Regions from separate parts of the Homo sapiens genome. Here region 2 is linked to region 1. Evidence: chromatin loops called from intact Hi-C (ENCODE). Cell type or tissue: mesothelial cell of epicardium. All regions are shown on one strand. Links, peaks and the distances in the headings refer to the core of each region. The heading gives the core; the rest is flanking DNA.

Region 1 (8,424 bases), core at 243-8,242:
TGGGATTAGAGGTGTGAGCCACCGTACCCAGCCTATATGTGGTATTTTTTTGTCTCCAGACTGCATGACTTCATTTTATCTCGATTACTTCTGTAAAATCCTACCTCAAAATAAGGTCATATATTCATAGGTACTGGGAGCTCGTCATCAGTAACAGAGATCCAGCTGAAGCATTTATTTGTAGAGAAAACAGGATAACCATCATTTTGCTCACAACTCATGAGGGATAGGACAAAAGGGACATGCCTTTGTTTTTTTTTTTTTTTTTTTTTTTTTTGCAAGGCAGAGAAGTGAATAAAGGAGTACAGAAAACTTAGAGTCAATTTTCTTGGCATTGCCCCATAATACCATCCAAGCAGTATTTCCTTCTGAGCACACTCCAGGTTTGGTAGCATTTTTCATGAAGCCCAGACATCATGATTTAAATTTTCTTAACATCCTGATATGGCCTCATCTGTGCTTCCTTCATTCCTTGCTTTATGGTATCAACTCGACTGTAGATCTCACTGGTCACTTAGGAATAAACAAACCTTCACCTAATCCCTTCAGCTCAGGGGGTTCATTTTCAAATTTGGTGGGAGTTGGGATCTCAATAAAACAGTTCATTTTCAAATTTGGTGGGAGTTGGGATCTCAATACAACAGTTTTTTTGGGGGGGCACAATTCAAACATCAATATTCCCTCACCTCTTGACACATTCTGCTTTAGCTCTTGTGCCCACTTTCCTGTCATTAGTCACATAATTGGTGCCAAACAAGCTCACCTCCTTGTCTTTGCTCATCTCTGGCCGATGCTTTGAGGATGGTTTTAACCACCTTCTGGTTTCCCTTGGATACTGGATCCAGATGGTCTACGCATGGTTCTGTAGATAGTCCCCTGGTCCAACTTTGTTGGTCCCTGTAGTAAGGCTGGCTTCTTATCTAGGGCCTGAAGGGAGTCCTAAATGTGAGATTTTCAAACTACTTATTAGCACCTGCAATGTTTCATGCATCCGGTCCAAGCACGCAGCTTCATCTCAGTTGTTGCATAAAATTGTTCTTCCCTGCAACTGAGGGTGCATATCATTTCTACTCTCTCTGGAGTCAAATGTTGAGAAGTGCAGGCATGGTGGGGTGGGGTGGGGTGCAATCTACCAGGTATAGGAAGACCAATGCCCAGAAATGTCAACTATGGGGACAACATACAAGGGATGACGACTTTTTCTCAATCACACAGTGCTGGAAGTGGACAAATGAAAGATATGATAACTTTTGAAACATTATCCCCCCAAAACTTGTTTACTTTTAAAAACTAGTATATACCTTCTCATTTTTTCAATTATGCTTCCGTAATCTCTAGCATTCAGGAAGGTATTTGAAACACTTAATCTTGAAAAAATTAGGATCTACTTCTTTTTTTGTTTTGTGAGATGGAGTCTCACTCTGTTGCCCAGGCTGGAGTTCAGTGGCATGATCTATGCTCACTGCAACCTCTGCCTCCCAGGTTCAAGCGATTCTCCTGCCTCAGCCTCCGGAGTAACTGGGATTACAGGCGCCCGTCAGCAAGCCTGGCTAATTTTTGTATTTTTAGTTGAGTGGGGTTTTACCATGTTGGCCAGGCTGGTTTCAAACTCCTGACCTCAAGTGATCCACCCACCTCAGCCTCCCAAGGATCTACTGCAACCAGGAGTTGATCATTATGCTCTTGGTTTCTGGATTGCTTTTTTAGAGTTGGGGGTTTCAGCCTGGGGTTTCTGTCCCCCAGGCTGGAGCATAGTGGCACAGTCATAGCTCATTTCAGCCTGGAACTCCTGGGCTACAGTGATCCTCCTGCCTTAGCCTCCCAAGTAGCTGGGACTACAGGCACGCACCACTATACCCAGCTAAATTTTAATAATTTTTTTTGCAGAGTTGGGGTCTTACTATGTTCCCCAGGCTGGGCCCAAACTCCTGGCCTCAAGCCATCTCCTGCCTCTGCCTCCCGAAGTGCTGGGACTACAGCATGGGCCACGGCTCCCAGCGCGGTTTCTGTTTTTAAAGGCTGAGAGTGACTGCTTAAGGAGGCAGGTGGGAACTGTGGGGGATGGGGTTGGAGCCAAGAAGAAGGACTTTGGGGCTTTTTAAAAGCCAGTGTCTATTTTCAGAAGGGAACAAAACACTCACCAAAAAAGCATGTGTCATCCGGCTGATTCTACACAACATCCTGGGTGAGTCAAACATGTTCCAGCATCTCTGCTAAACACCATTTCAGAAGAGGGGCACATCTGAGGGGCTGACGGATGCATCCTCTCTGTCGGTACAGCCTAGACAAGCCTAGACAATCTTAGTAACTTTTTATTTTTTTAAGTCACAAAGAGAAGTCACAAAGTTGGTTAGGACTTCTTTCCTGCATATCCTTTTTTTTTTTTTTTTTTTTTTTTTGAGATGGAGTCTCACTCTGTCACCCAGCCTGGAGTTCAGTGGTGTAATCTTGGCCCACTGCAGCTTCCACCTCCCGGGTTCAAGCGATTCTTCGGCCTCAGCCTCCCGAGTAGCTGGGACTACAGGAGCCCACCACCATGCCCAACTGATTTTTTTTTTTTTTTTTTTTTTAGTAGAGACAGGGTTTCACCATGTTGGCCAAGCTGGTCTTGAACTCCTAACCTCAAGTGATGTGCCTGCCTTGGCCTCCCAAAGTGCTGGGGTTACAGGTGTGAGCCACTGCATACCTAAGTGGGTCAAAAGATGTCAAATTTTCATCCTGTCTAGAGACAAGTGCCCATATTCCTATGCCCAGGAATAGGACATAAATGCAGAATTTGAGAGCTCAGTAAACCAAGAGGAGAGACACAATGTAGACAAGACGCAGATGAGTCCAGCTTTTGGCAAAGGATACAGCTGGATGCTTTGCTCACTGGACGCTGACTGCGTGGTGGAGGAGACAAGAGACTGGAGACCTTTGTGGCTCACTTGCTTCTGACGTGAGAAGCCTGTCGTCATTAAGAGAGATCCAGCTGAAGCATCTATTTGTAGAGAAAACAGGGTAGCCATTATTTTGCTCACAATTCATCAGGGGTAGGACAAAAGGACATGGCATTTTTGTTTTTTTTTTTCAAGACAGAGAAACAAATAAAGAACTACCAAAAAATTAGAGTCAATTTCCCTGGCATTGCCCCACGACACCAGCCAAGCAGTATTTCATTCTCTTAAGCACCCTCCAGGTTTGGTAGCAACTTTTCCTGAAGCCCAGAAATCATGATTTAAATTTCCTTAACATCCTGATAAGGCCTCACCTGTGCTTCCTTTATTCCTCACTTGATGGTATTAACTTGGCTGTAGACCTCACTGGCCTGTAGGGATAAACAGACCTTTACCTGATACCTTTAGATCAGGGGGTTCATTTTCAAATTTGGCTTCCATCTGGGTAAGGCTTTCATCGCTAACCCTTGGACTGCAGCTTTCAAAAACTCTCAGGGGTTCACTGCTGCCCAGACCTGGGATGGGGCTTCATGTATGCAGCCCCCATGGGAAGGCTCCACCCCATTCCACCCCACCCCACCCAGTCTGTCCTGCCTGGCCTTAGAAAGATGTGAACACCGGCTGGGGGCAATGGCTCACACCTGTAATCCTAGCACTTTGGGAGGTCAAGGCGGGTGGATCACCTGAGGTCAGGAGTTTGAGACCAGCCTGACCAACATGGGGAAACCCCATCTCTACTAAATACCAAAAAAATTAGCCAGGTGTGGTGGCATATGCCTGCAATCCCAGCTACTTTGGAGGCTGAGGCAGGAGAATGGCTCGAACCTGAGAGGCAGAGGTTGCAGTGAGCAGAGATTGAGCCATTGCACTCCAGCCTGGGCAACAAGAGTGAAACTCTGTCTCAAAAAAACAAACAAACAAACAAACAAACAAACAAAAAAAACAAGGAAGATGTGAATACTGAAGACAGCAGAGAGAAGAGATGGAAGGGACCTGCGTTCTTCATTACATTATTAAGCCACTGGTCATACCTTTAAATTTACTTTTGACTGTGATAATGCATTTCCTCATTTATGTGTATATGTATATTTTTTGAGGCTGAGTCTTGCTCTGTCACCCAGACTGGAGTACAGTAGTGTGATCATAGCTGACTGCAGCCTCAAACTCCTGGGTTCAAGTGATCCTCCCATCTCAGCCTCCTGAGTAGCTGGGACTACAGGCATGCACGACCATGTCCAGCTAATATTTTATTTTATTTTATTTTTGTAGCGATGGGGTCTTGCTGTGTTGCCTGGGCTGGTCTTGAATTCCTGGCCTCAAGCCCTCTGCCTGCCTTGGCCTCCCAAAGTGCTGGGATTACAGGCACGAGCCATGGCACCCAGCCAATTTCCTTGTTGTTTAAGGCAGCTTGAGTCAGCCTTATCTGTTATGTTCTGCCAAAGACATCATAACTGATTCACAGAGATGAGGGGTGGATCATGCAAATATATACATGCTGGTTTATCAGCTCTTACGGCCCCACTACCCATCTGACAGTGTGCTGCCCTTTGCAGACCTGTTTGGGAAGGTCCTGTGGAGGGCAGGGAAGACAAAAGGGGAGGGGAAGTTCAGGGATATCAGCCTTACAGCTTCTCTTCTTGGAGACTTGTCAGTGAGGTCCTAGTCCAGTAATCTAGGACATGCTAGTTAGAAGACACACTCACAGCACATTGGGATGAGCAGAAGAAGACAATAATGAAGCAAGGGAAATGTGAACTGCATTTTGCCACAATCAGATCACCTTATCATCATCTTTAAGACCTTGTCCCCTACCTGAGCATTCATTTACTCCAGGTAAAGGCAGGGTCTCCTCTTTCTCTCATATCCCACGTACCTTTTTCTCTAGCTGCTATGGTTTGGCTGTGTCCCCACCCACATCTCACCTTGAATTGTAATGATTGCCATATGTCAAGGATGGGGCCAGGTGGAGATAATTAAATCATGGGAGTGGTTTCCCCCATACTGTTCTCGTGATAGTGAATAAGTCTCATGAGATCTGATGGTTTTATCAATGGGAGTTCCCCTGCACACACTCTCTTGCCTGCTGCCATGTAAGATGTGCCTTTGCTTCTCCTTTGCTTTCCACCATGATTGTGAGGCCTCCCCAGCCAGGCAGAACTGTGAGCCCATTAAACCTCTTTCCTTTATGAATTACCCAGTCTCGGGTATGCTTTTATTAGCAGTGTGAGAACAGACTAATACACTAGCATAATAACCATCCATCATCCTTGTTGACTACAAAATAAAATAAAAAACATTGACTTGGAATTATGCACTTTGCAGGCACCTATATGTATTGATTGTAATCTTTTTTTTTCTTTTTTTGAGATGGAGTCTTGCTCGGTCTCCAGGCTGGAGTGCAGTGGAGTGATCTCGGCTCACTGCAACCTCCACCTTCCAGGTTCAAGTGATTCTCCTGCCTCAGCCTCCCGAGTAGCTGGGACTACAGGCATGCACCACCAGGCCCAGTTGATTTTTGTATTTTTAGTAGAGACGGGGTTTCACCATGTTGGCCAGGATGGTCTCAATCTCTTGACCTAGTGATCCGCCTGCCTTGGCCTCCTAAAGTGCTGGGATTACAGGCGTGAGCCACTGTGCCCAGCAGATGGTAGTCCTTTCTAAACCACCTTACAGTTGTGACCCTAGAACTGGGAGAAACTGCTTTTCCCCTTGCCTTTAGCTGTCTACCCACCTTGGAGATGCTCACTGTTGATGTTTGAGATTGAAGAAAAGGTTTCTTGATTGTGTCTCATTGTTTCTTGAAAAGAAGACTCATAAGTCTTCTTTTGAGCTAGAGCCACGCTTTGCGCCTCCTTTTTGTCCTTGTCCACAGGTCTCAGTCTTAGTGGTCGCTGTACTGTTCACTCCCAGAGCTTCCTTTTCCTCCATGTCTGGTGAAAAGGAAGCTCCTAAGCTCCCCACATCCTTGACGTCACTGAAGACAGAATAAAAGCCCTTCTGTTAATGTCAATGTTTTAAGACTGATTATCATGGAAAAACACTCAAGAATTACAAAAGTAACTTTACAAGGAGATTTTACAATGCTGACAAAATTCTTACAACAGAGTTCCTGGGTTTACAGTTTATGACTGTGGAGCGGAGCCCATATGAGACTTTACGTGGGGCACCACTGGGCTTTTCCTTCCACCTTCTGGGAAATGCCAGTTAGATCTATGCTTCCAGCAGAGTCACTTTTTCTTTCTAAAAGGGCACTCAAGGCTGAACAACATTGAATTTGTTACTTTTCAAAGGGTATAAAATGTGCATCTCCATTGCTTGCCATATTTGATAGTCCACAGCTCACTAGACCTGCTCTTTGCAGGATATTTTAGCCTATGGCGTTGTTCCATTGAACACAAAATTTGGCAGGATGTTCTTTTTATGGGCATATGTGCTACACTAACAAAACAAAACAAGCTAGCAAAGAACCATATGGAGGGATAGTGTATTAATTTCCTGTGGCTGCTGTTATTAAAGAAAAAAGTTGCTCTGATACTTGTGAAAATGGGAAGGAAGACTTTATTCAAGACTATTGCAGTAGGGATTAGGCATATCTCTGAATACAACAAAGAGAGGTGGGGATTTTGAGCCAAGGAGCAGAGTGACAGTGTTCGTGGTTGGAAAACTACTAAGAGGATTCACAAGGGTAGGGGATTTTTGTTAAACTGACTGACAGGATTTGTGTTTTAGTAGAGATGGGGTTTCACCATGTTGGCCACGATGGCCTCTATCTCTTGACCTCATGATCTGCCTGCCTCGGCCTCCCAAAGTGCTGGGATTACAGGAGTGAGCCATCACACCGGACCGATTGTAGTCCTTTTAAAACCACCTTACAGCTGTGACCCTAGAACTGGAAGACAGTGCTTTTCCCCTTGGCTTTAGCTGTCTACCCACCTTGGAGATGCTCATTATTGATGAGGACTCACATGTCAAAGGTGGAGGATGGGCAACTTGATGAGATATGAAGGGTGATTAGATATAAAGGGTGGGGAGATTCCTGTTAACCTGACTTAGCAGCATTCTTTTTACAGTACATAGCCAGACAGACATGAGCAGGGCAGAAGAGGGCACCCCTGACCCCAACCAGGAATGTCAGGTGACCACCAGGTAATGGGCAGGTAGTTGTTAAGCTGTCTCTCTAAAATAATTAGTGGTCATAGCCAGTGCCAGAGAAAGGCAGTGCTCCTTGGCTACAAATCCCCACTTGTCCTTATTGTATTCAAAGATGAGCCTGATCCCTATTGCAATAGTCTTGAATAAAGGAAGTATCAGAGTAATTTTTTCCTTAATAACAGCAGCCACAAGAAATTAATACTCTACCCTTCCACATGGTTTTTTGTTTGCTTGTTTTGTTTTGTTAGTGTGGCACATATGCCCATAAAATGAACATCCTGCCAAAATTAGTGTTCAATGGAAAAATGCCAAAGCTAAAATACCCTGCAAAGAGCAGGTCTAGTGACCTGTGGACTACCCAATATGGCAGAAAAACCTGAAACTGGTGATCAGCACTTCCCAGTAAGATCTCAGGAATTGGGCAACTTGGCTCAAGCATGTGCACTCAGAGGCAAAATGGCGGAGTTTAACTGGTCTATGGCCATCCTCTAAGACCACCTAAAGTGAGCATGTGTGCAACCCCAGTAAACACACTGTGCATGCTCACCTCCCAAGCGCTAACAGGCAATTGCACATGCACACAGCTCACTCAAAGGAAGGAATCAGGGGAGAAGGGATGCGAGACTCTGGAAGTATGCCAACATATAAAATCCCAAGTCAAAAGGTCCAACTGCACCCTTGTCTTTCAAGTTGTCCGCTTGACCTTCTTCCAAGTGCACTTTTCATCCTTTCATTCCTGTTCTACAGTTTTTTTTTTTTTTTTTTTTTTTTTTTTTTTTTTTTGAGATGGAGTTTCACTCTTGTTGCCCAGGCTGGAGTGCAATGGCATGATCTTGGCTCACTGCAACCTCTGCCTCCCAGGTTCAAGTGATTCTCCTGCCTCAGCCTCCCAAGTAGCTGGGATTACAGGCATACACCACCACGCTTGGGTAATTTTGTATTTTTAGTAGAGACGGGGTTTCTCCAAGTTGGTCAGGCTGGTCTCGGACTCCCGACCTCAGGTGATCTGCCCCCCTCAGCCTCCCAAAGTGCTGGGATCACAGGTGTGAGCCACTGCGCCTGGTCCTAAAGTTTTTAATACACTTTCACTCCTGTTTTAAAACTTGCCTCTGTCTCTCCTTCTGCCTTGTGGCCCCTCAGTCGAATTCTTTCTCCTGAGGAGGCAGGAATTGAGGTTGCTACAGACCCCTGTGGATTCACTGCCGGCAATATACTTGCTAAGACCGGGTGATGACGGCCCTTCAAGGTGAGACAGACATGGAAGCCCAAGGTCAAGGTCAAGGTCAAGTTGAAGGGTAAGACAAGTGTTCAGAGGAGCCTAAATAAAGTCTGGTCA
Region 2 (8,424 bases), core at 101-8,100, 78 kb before region 1:
CCATGCCTGGCTAATTTTGTATTTTTTGGTAGAGATGTGGTCTTGCTATGTTGCCCAGCCTGGTCTCAAACTCCTAGTGTCAAGCAATCCTCCTGCCTCGGCTTCCCAGAGCATTGGGATTACAGGCATGAGCCATCTCAGCCAGACTATTTCTACCTTTCTTATTGGACAATGGCACTTAACTGGTTGACCCCAAGGAGGTTAGATTTGATACTCAAGAGACTTATTTACTTGCTTGTCACTGGAATCACACAAATTCCCAAGAGCAGCTCATGGGATTTGCTGCTACTCCTGTGACTGAAGTAGAGATCAAAGCACAGTTTTCACTGTCAACAGGAATGCTGCTATCCCAAGGAATTTAGAGTTTATCTTGTAGCAAATGGAAAACCGTTGAAGATTTTAAAGGACAGCAGTGACAGAATTATATAACAAAGAATTCTGATGGTCACTTAGAGCAAGGCTCAAGGGTCAGCAAGAGTTTTTTTTTTTTTTTTTGTCAAGGGTCCCATTGTAAATGTTTTCACCTTTCCAGGCATATGGTCTGATATGGTTTGCTCTGTGTCCCTGCCCAAATCTCATGTCCAATTGTAGTTTCCAAAGTTGGGGGAGGGACCTGGTGGGAGATGACTGCATCATGGGAGCGGATTTCCTCTTTTCTCTTCTAGTGATAGTGAGTGAGTTCTCATGATATCTGGTTGTTTGAAAGTGTGTAGCACTTGTCCCTTTCCTCTCTCTCTCCTGTCACCATGTGAAGATGTGCCTGCTTCCCCTTCACCTTCCGCCATGATGGTAAGTTTCCTGAGGCCTCTCAGCCATGCTTACTGTACAGCCTGCAGAACTGTGAGTCAATGAAACCTCTTTTCTTCATAAGTTACCCAGTTTCAATTAGTTCTTTATAGCAGTGTGAGAACAGACTAATATACACAGTCTCTGTCACACCTCCTCTTCTACGCTGTTATAGCATGAAAGCAGCCATAGACAATATGTAAATGAATGAGTGTGGCTGTGTTTCAATAAAGCTTTATTTATAAAAAATAGGCTACAGGCTGGATTTGGCCTGAGAGCTATAGTGTGTAAGCCCTGGTACAGGATGGATGGGAGAAGATGAAGGTTAGAAACATAGGAAGCAATAAAGCTATAGCAGACATCTGTTTTGTTTTGTCATGTTTTGTTTTCATGGTTGTCCAGACTCTACTCACTTTTTCTGGGTAATGGTACCTTAGTTTTCCACTAAAAAAATTCTGTCTACCACTGTTAGCCCATGTTCTTCAGGTGCAACTGAGTGCACATTCATTTCAGCACAGGCATGTGACCAAGGCTTGCATAATTGGAGTATTGCATTTTCCTGGCCATAGTGATTGACACATTGAAAGTCCTGGAATCCAGTCAGAGTGAATGAGATGGGAGCAGAGACATACTCTCATTCATGGGCCTGACCCTAGGAGGACATGATCGTGGAGCTTTGGCTGACATCTTGCCATTAAGTGAAGCTTAAGACTGAAACCAACACATGGAAGCAACAGGCACATCTGAGAGCTAGACAGGTATATCTTAAAATTGGAGGAGTACTGACTTCATGATTGATTTTTCCAAAGGTGTCTTCCATTATCTTTTGGGTCTAGACGATCCTTTGCTCAAGCAAACCCATCAATGTGTGGCTTTAGGCCAGGTGCGGTGGCTCACACCTGTAATCCCAGCTCTTTGGGAGGCTGAGGAGGGTGGATCACTTGAGGTCAGGAGCTCCAGACCAGCCTGGTCAACATGGTGAAACCCTCTCTCTACTAAAAATACAAAAATTAGCCGGGTGTGGTGGTGTGCACCTGTAATCCCAGTGACTTGGGATGCTGAGGCACGAGAATCTCTTGAACCTGGGAGGCAGAGGTTGCAGTGAGCCGAGATTGTGCCGCTGCACTCCAGCCTGGGTGACAGAGCAAGACTCCGTCTCAAAACAAACAAACAAAAACCCCAAAACAAAAAGAAGTGGCTTTAGGTTAGGTATAGATGCAGCATAAAACCTTTTTGGGGCATACAGAGGCTTGAGACCATGTGGCTTCTTTGGACCTCAGCTGCTCTAGGTGATTGGGAAAGGTGTGCAGGTGTCATAATGGGAGGGACACTGCTCTAGGTTTTGTCCTGCAGAGAACTGTTGCATCTGTAAGCAGGGTTTGAGCTGTATTTATACTCAAATAATCATGTTTTCTCATGAAAAGACATAGGAGATTTTAGGTACGGGGATGGGGTGGAGAGGGATGGATGGGAGAGGCTTGACTCATGCCTATCCATGGGACCTAGAAGCTGAGAACAGCTTTCATGAGGGGTTGTGTGAGATTCTAGGTGAGTCATTCTGCTTCAGAGGCCAAATGACAGAGTGAGGTTTGCAGTTATCAAGGCAGCTGTTCTTGGATTCTAGTCTTGGGAAAACTGGAGCTGGTACCATGAGACCTTCTCAAGGAGGCTTTCTCAGTAGAGGCAGCAGAAAGGAGTGCCTGATGCAGACATCTGGGTAGAAGAACCTGAACAGCCTCCCTCCCCTCATCATGGGTCTCTCAAGAACACTCAGGGGGTTCTCGGCCAGGCGCAGTAGCTAACACCTGTAGTCTCAGCACTTTAGGAGGCCGAGGTGGGCGGATCACGAGGTCAGGAGATCGAGACCATCCTGGCTAATATAGTGAAACCCTGTCTCTACTAAAAAAAAAAACAAAATAATTAGCTGGGTGTGGTGGCAGACACCTGTAATCCCAGCTCCTCGGGAGGCTGAGACAAGAGAATGGCGTGAACCCGGAAGGCGGAGCTTGCAGTGAGCTGAGATCATGCCACTGCACTCCAGCCTGAGAGACAGAGCGAGACTCCGTCAAAAAAAAAAAAAAGAAAGAAAACCACACTCAGGGGTTCTCAAAGGGCCCCTAAGTCCCTGCATGGGCAGATAGAGCTCTGCACCATTATTATTAATGGAAATGTGACCTCAGCTTATAGATGTTGGGGATCTAAATATATCCATAAATATGGAATAACTCACACCAGAACCAGACACATTCTATATTGTAAATGTTGAATGAACATAAGAAAGAAAACCTGTAACTAGGGGTTTTCTCTCCCAAAGGTTCATCTGTATAAGCCTGCAGCAAAACAAGTGGCAACGTGAATCCACCAAACGCCTGCAATATACGTGTCCAAGAGAGTTGCCTGCCTCTGATCATTCAAAGGGAACGTGGAAAAGGGAGAAGGACATCCCTTTCAGATGGGAGCCGGGAGATGTTGGCCCAGGGTCCCTTTCTTCCTCCCTCCTGCAGGCAGCAACAGGTTTTAACTGCATCATAAAAGCTGGAATGTGTTGGCTCAGAGGGCTTCATAATTTGGTCACATAATTACCAGGAGAGAAGGGTTGTTGCTTTATGGTGATCCACTTCGTGGGTGTTCTTTCAATTAGCATGTAGTTCCGGGTCATCATGGAAAATGGGCGCAATGCCATGCGTTTGAGACATCTTCAAAGATGAGGCTTTATAGGCTGGCTTTCTGATTGATTTTTGTTTATTTGTTTGTTTCTGGTAATGTTGTTATATCATTCTGCGAGGCCCTAACCTTCCTCTTGATTTACCTCTTTGGAGAGTAAATGAACTTCAAAGGATGCCAGGTTCTCATTTCTGGTTCAATTCAAGCCTTTGGCTCTGACTGGTTTTCTCCATCCAAACGAAGGCTTTCACTGCGGGGGAGCTGCCAGGCTCAGAGACTCCAGGTAAGCATGCTTGGACAGTGACTGGCAAGTTCCTTCTGTTGGCTTGACCTGTGAACTTCCTTCTTTCCTCCTGGTTTCCTGCATGCAGCTCTTGAAGCTGCTGGCTCAGCTGAAGAAGAAAATCTTCAGTGAGCAGAGAGCTCTGTTCTGTTTTTTTATTTGCTTGTTTTTTGGGTTTTTTTTGAGATGGAGTCTCACTCTGTCACCCAGGCTGGAGTGCAGTGTTGCAATCTTGGCTCACTGCAACCTCTGCCTCCCAGGTTCAAGCGATTCTCCTGCCTTAGCCTCCCAAGTAGCTGGGACTACAGGTGTCTGCCACCACGCCCTGCTAATTTTTTGTATTTTTAGTAGAGAAGGGATTTCGCCATATTGGCCAGGCTGGTCTCAAACTCCTGACGTCAAGTGATCTGCCTGCTTCGGCCTCCCAAAGTGAGAGGTCTGTTCTTTAATCTGGTGCTCCAGGGCTGCAGGGCTGTGCACCTGATAACTTCCAGACATGCTCAGAAGGTCCTTCATCAGGGCACAGGGGACTCACAGTGACTGCTGTGATACTGGGCCATCATCTCCCTGCTACCATCTAAAAGGAATGTTCTACCTTTTCCATGTTCCCGTTGAATGATCAGAGGCAGACAATTCTCTTTGAAATATATAATGCGGGCATTTGCTAGATTCACATTGCCCCTTGTTTTGCTTCAGGCTTACAGACATGAACTTTTAGGAGAGAAAATCCCTAAAGACGAACCTTCGAGGGGGAAAGGAGAGCAGGCTACATTTTTAACCAGCTGACCAATGTAGCCAGCCCCTCTTTATTTTTATAATATGAAAAGATATTTTATTATTATTGCTTTACTATATAACATCAGTGAATACATCAGATTGCATTTTCTCAAATGACAAATGGAGAATGAGGTACATTTTCCTATTTTTTAAAATTTCCAACTTTTATTTTAAGTTCAGGGGCCCATGGGCAGAATGTGCAGGTTTGTTCCATAGGTAAACGTGTGCTACAGTGGTTTGCTGCAAAGATCATCTCATCACCTATGTATTAAGCCCAGCATCCATTAGCTATTCTTCCTGATGCTATTCTTCCTCCCACATATTTCTCTGTCATTCCCTGAAAATCTCAACATCATCTGTATTTTTGTTTGTTTGTTTGTTTGTTTTTGAGATGGAGTCTCACTCTGTCGCCAGGCTGGAGTTTTTTTTTTTTTTTTTTTGAAAAAAAAACAAAAACAAGAAAACAAACTTCATCAAGCCGGAAGTAGCAGACATTTCTCTGTTTTCCTGTAAATAATTGAGGGGGAGGGGAATACAAGAAAACAGGGGTTTTTTTTTGTTTTTTACTAAATATTGATGTTGTAGCTGCTACTTAGAGAAGATTGCATGTGATGACTTCAATTAGCTTCTCTTTATCTGCCTTTAGAAGCTGGTTTTTCTTTTTTTTTTTAAAGAGCAGGATTGTAGTGTGTTATTAAAACTGACAGCTCCAGTATTCACATTGAGCTTCTGAAGGCGTCAGGGGGAGTTCTCCTGATCTATCAACATAATCTCCACAACAAGCATGGTGCTGATTTCAGAGGAGACCGGCAGGCATTTCTGTTTGGGCTTTCCAGGAGAAACATTCTGCGCTTCCAAAGTGGATGTTCCATCCATTGGTGCGTCCTGCACGTCCGTGTCCCTTGTAACATGGCAGAATGGAATGTGGTGGGAGAAGGGCTGAGATCTGTTGTAGGAAGAGGGAGGATTTCAGCTGGAGAAGGCCCACAAAGGCTGTCTCTGAAAAGGAATTCTAGGGATCAGGACATCTTGGATTCACAGGGCTGCCAAGAAAAGCAACATTGAATATATCAAGTGCTTTCCATGTGACAGGTATTGTGCTTAGGGCTTGGCATGCAGGGTCTTATTTCCCACTACAATCCTGCAAGCTAAGCGTTATGATCCCCTGGTGCAAGCAAAATTCTAAGATCGCCCCAAGATCCCTGCTCCCTTCTGTACATCCCCCTGTATAATATTTGGGAGTGTGAGTATGATGGATTTTATTTCCATGATTAGATGTGTTTATGGCACAGTAGACTTTAAGGAAGTGAGCTTATCAGGGTGGATCTAACCTAATCACATGAGCACATTTCATTTGTTTGTTTGTTTTTGAGATGGGGGTCTTGCTCTGTTGCTCAGGCTGGTGGGCAGTTGTGTGATCTTGGCTCACTGCAGCCTCCAATGCCTGGGCTCAAGCGATCCTCCTACCTCAGCCTCCTGAGTATCTGGGATCGCAAGCACACACCACTACGCCTGGGGTTTCAACGTGTTGCCCAGGCTGGTCTTGAATTGCTAGGCTCAAGCGATCCTTCCACCTCAGCCTCCCAAAAGTGCTTAGACTACAGGCATGAGCCACTGTGCCTACCTCAAGCATTTTTGTTTAAACATAAACATTTGGGTCTAGATGTCAGACTGGGGAATTCATAAATGCAAAGTGTGAGACGAGGTGGACATGAGGAAAATTCTTCTGCTGGCTTTGAAGACGGGGCAGGGCACATGGCAAGAATCTGAGAGCATCCTCTTGCAGCTGAGAGAGACTCCTGGCTGGGAGCTGGGAGGAAGACAGGGACCTCAGTGCTACAGTGGCCAGGAACTAAATTTGTCAACAATCTAAATGAGCTTGGATGAGGATCTAGAGCTCCAGATGATGGTACAGCTGTCAACCCCTTGATGTTGGCTCTGTGAGATTGATCTCCCAGGCAGAGAGGCCAGCCACACTATCTGGACTTCTGATCTACAGGGCTGCGAGGCAATAAATGGATGTTGTCTTAAGCTTCAAAGTGTGTGGTGATTTGTGACATATGACAATAGGAAAATATATTCTCGCTGGGCACGATGGCTCACACCTGTAATCCCAGCACTTTGGGACGCCAAGGCAGGTGGATCATGAGGTCAGGAGTTCGAGATCAGCCTAACCAATATGGAGAAACCTGTCTCTACTAAAAATACAAAAATTAGCCAGATGTGGTGGCACGCACCTGTAATCCCAGCTACTTGGGAGGCTGAGGCACTAGAATCTCTTGAACCCAGGAGGCGGAGGTTGCAGTGAGCTGAGATCACACTACAGCACTCCAGCCTGGGCAACAGAGTAAGATTCTGTCTCAAAAAAAAAAAATAGTGAATGGTGGTCATTCTTAGTAACAGAGAGAGAGCAGAGGGGTTTGCATCATGCTCCAGCCTCTGGCTCAGACAGCCACGTCCAAACAGTGGTGGTGGGTGCCTGTAATCCCAGTCACTAGGGAGGCTTAGGCAGGAGAATCGCTTGAACCTGGGAGGCAGAGGTTGCAGTGAGCCGAGATCGCACCACTGCACTCCAGCCTGGTGAGAGAGAGAGACTCTGTCACAAACAAACAAACAAACAAACAAGCTAACTAATATATTCTAATTTAATAAAGAATTGAGGCTTAGAAAGATTTGGTTGAGTTGCCCAAAGTTACAAAGCTGGGAGGTTGAAAGTGTTGGGATTTGAACCCAGGACAGTTGACTTGTAATTAAATGTTCTGAAACACTACCAGTGATTCTCAGGCTGGCACATGGGGAGCTTGTTCTTTTTTTTTTTTTTTTTGGTGGTGGTGGTGGTGTTGTTTGAGATGGAGTCACCCAGGCTAGAGTGTAGCAGCGTGATTTTGGCTCACCGCAACCTCTGCCTCCCAGATACAAGCGATTCTCCTGCCTCAGCCTCCTAAGTGGGTGGGATTACAGGTGCACACCATGAACCCCATCTAATTTTTGTATTTTTAGTAGAGACAGTGTTTCACCATGTTGGCCAAGCTGGTCTCTAACTCCTGACCTCAAATGATCCACACACCTCAGCCTCCCAAAGTGCTAGGATTACAGGCGTGAGCCACTGTGCCTGGCTGGGAGCTTGTTCAAATGAGACTTGAACAGACCTTTTGAGGTAAGGGTATGACTGCCTCCTTTCTTCAAGGTTATGAAGCAGAGCCGGAGAGCTCCTGAACCTAATGATAGCAAGTGTATTATTGCCTTGCTCCTGCAGAGCAACACCATGTAGAAACGATGGGGCTGGCAGAAGCATTGCAATGAGGAAGGGCCTTTATGCAGAGAAGATGCATGCACAGCGATGGTGAAAGGGACAGGCAGGCCTAAGCAGCTGGCCGCAGAGACCTGGGTGGAAGAAAAGCCTGGGTACATCCCAAGGCCTGCAGTTCTCAAGCCTGAACAGATTAGAACAGTTGCTAGGCCATTCTTGCATTGCTATAAAGAAATACCTGAGACTGGATAATTTGTAAAGAGGTTTACTTGGCTCATGGTTCTGCAGCCTTTACAGGAAGCGAGAAGCTGGCATGTGCTCAGCTTCTGGGGAGGCCTCAGGAAGCTTATAGTCATGGCGGAGGTGAAGGGGGAGCAGGCATGCCACATGGTGAGAGGGGGAGCAAGAACAGAGCAAGGAGGGGCTATACACTTTTAAATGACCAGATCTCACAAGAACTCACTCATTATTGCTTGGACAGTACCACGGGAGATGATGCTGAACTCTTTATGAGAAATCTACCCCCATGATCCAATCACCTCCCACCAGGCCCCAACCTCCAACATTGGGGATTTGATTTCAACATGAGATTTGGGTAGGGACACACATCCAAACTGTATCGAAGAGAATGTATTAGAATAGCCTGGAGAGCTTGAAAAATGTC

The links. A loop is a pair of places that touch in the nucleus more often than their neighbours do. Peaks named below come from ENCODE experiments on the same cell type or tissue, not always from the same donor. Only the 100,000 strongest peaks of a DNase experiment are listed, where the experiment ranks them.
Region 2: a loop joins it to region 1, with 6 times the contacts of the local background. A loop is called at or near these places in 2 of 110 quality-filtered maps.

What each region holds. Positions count from the first base shown.
Region 1 is chr7:67,819,215-67,827,638 of GRCh38, forward strand. No RefSeq gene overlaps it. Among named protein-coding and RNA genes, the nearest start is that of LINC01372, 490 kb to the left of the region's middle. In mesothelial cell of epicardium, for the core only: no CTCF peak of the experiment used is centred there; a DNase peak (open chromatin) is centred at 4,317.
Region 2 is chr7:67,741,370-67,749,793 of GRCh38, forward strand. No RefSeq gene overlaps it. Among named protein-coding and RNA genes, the nearest start is that of LINC01372, 410 kb to the left of the region's middle. In mesothelial cell of epicardium, for the core only: no CTCF peak of the experiment used is centred there; no DNase peak of the experiment used is centred there.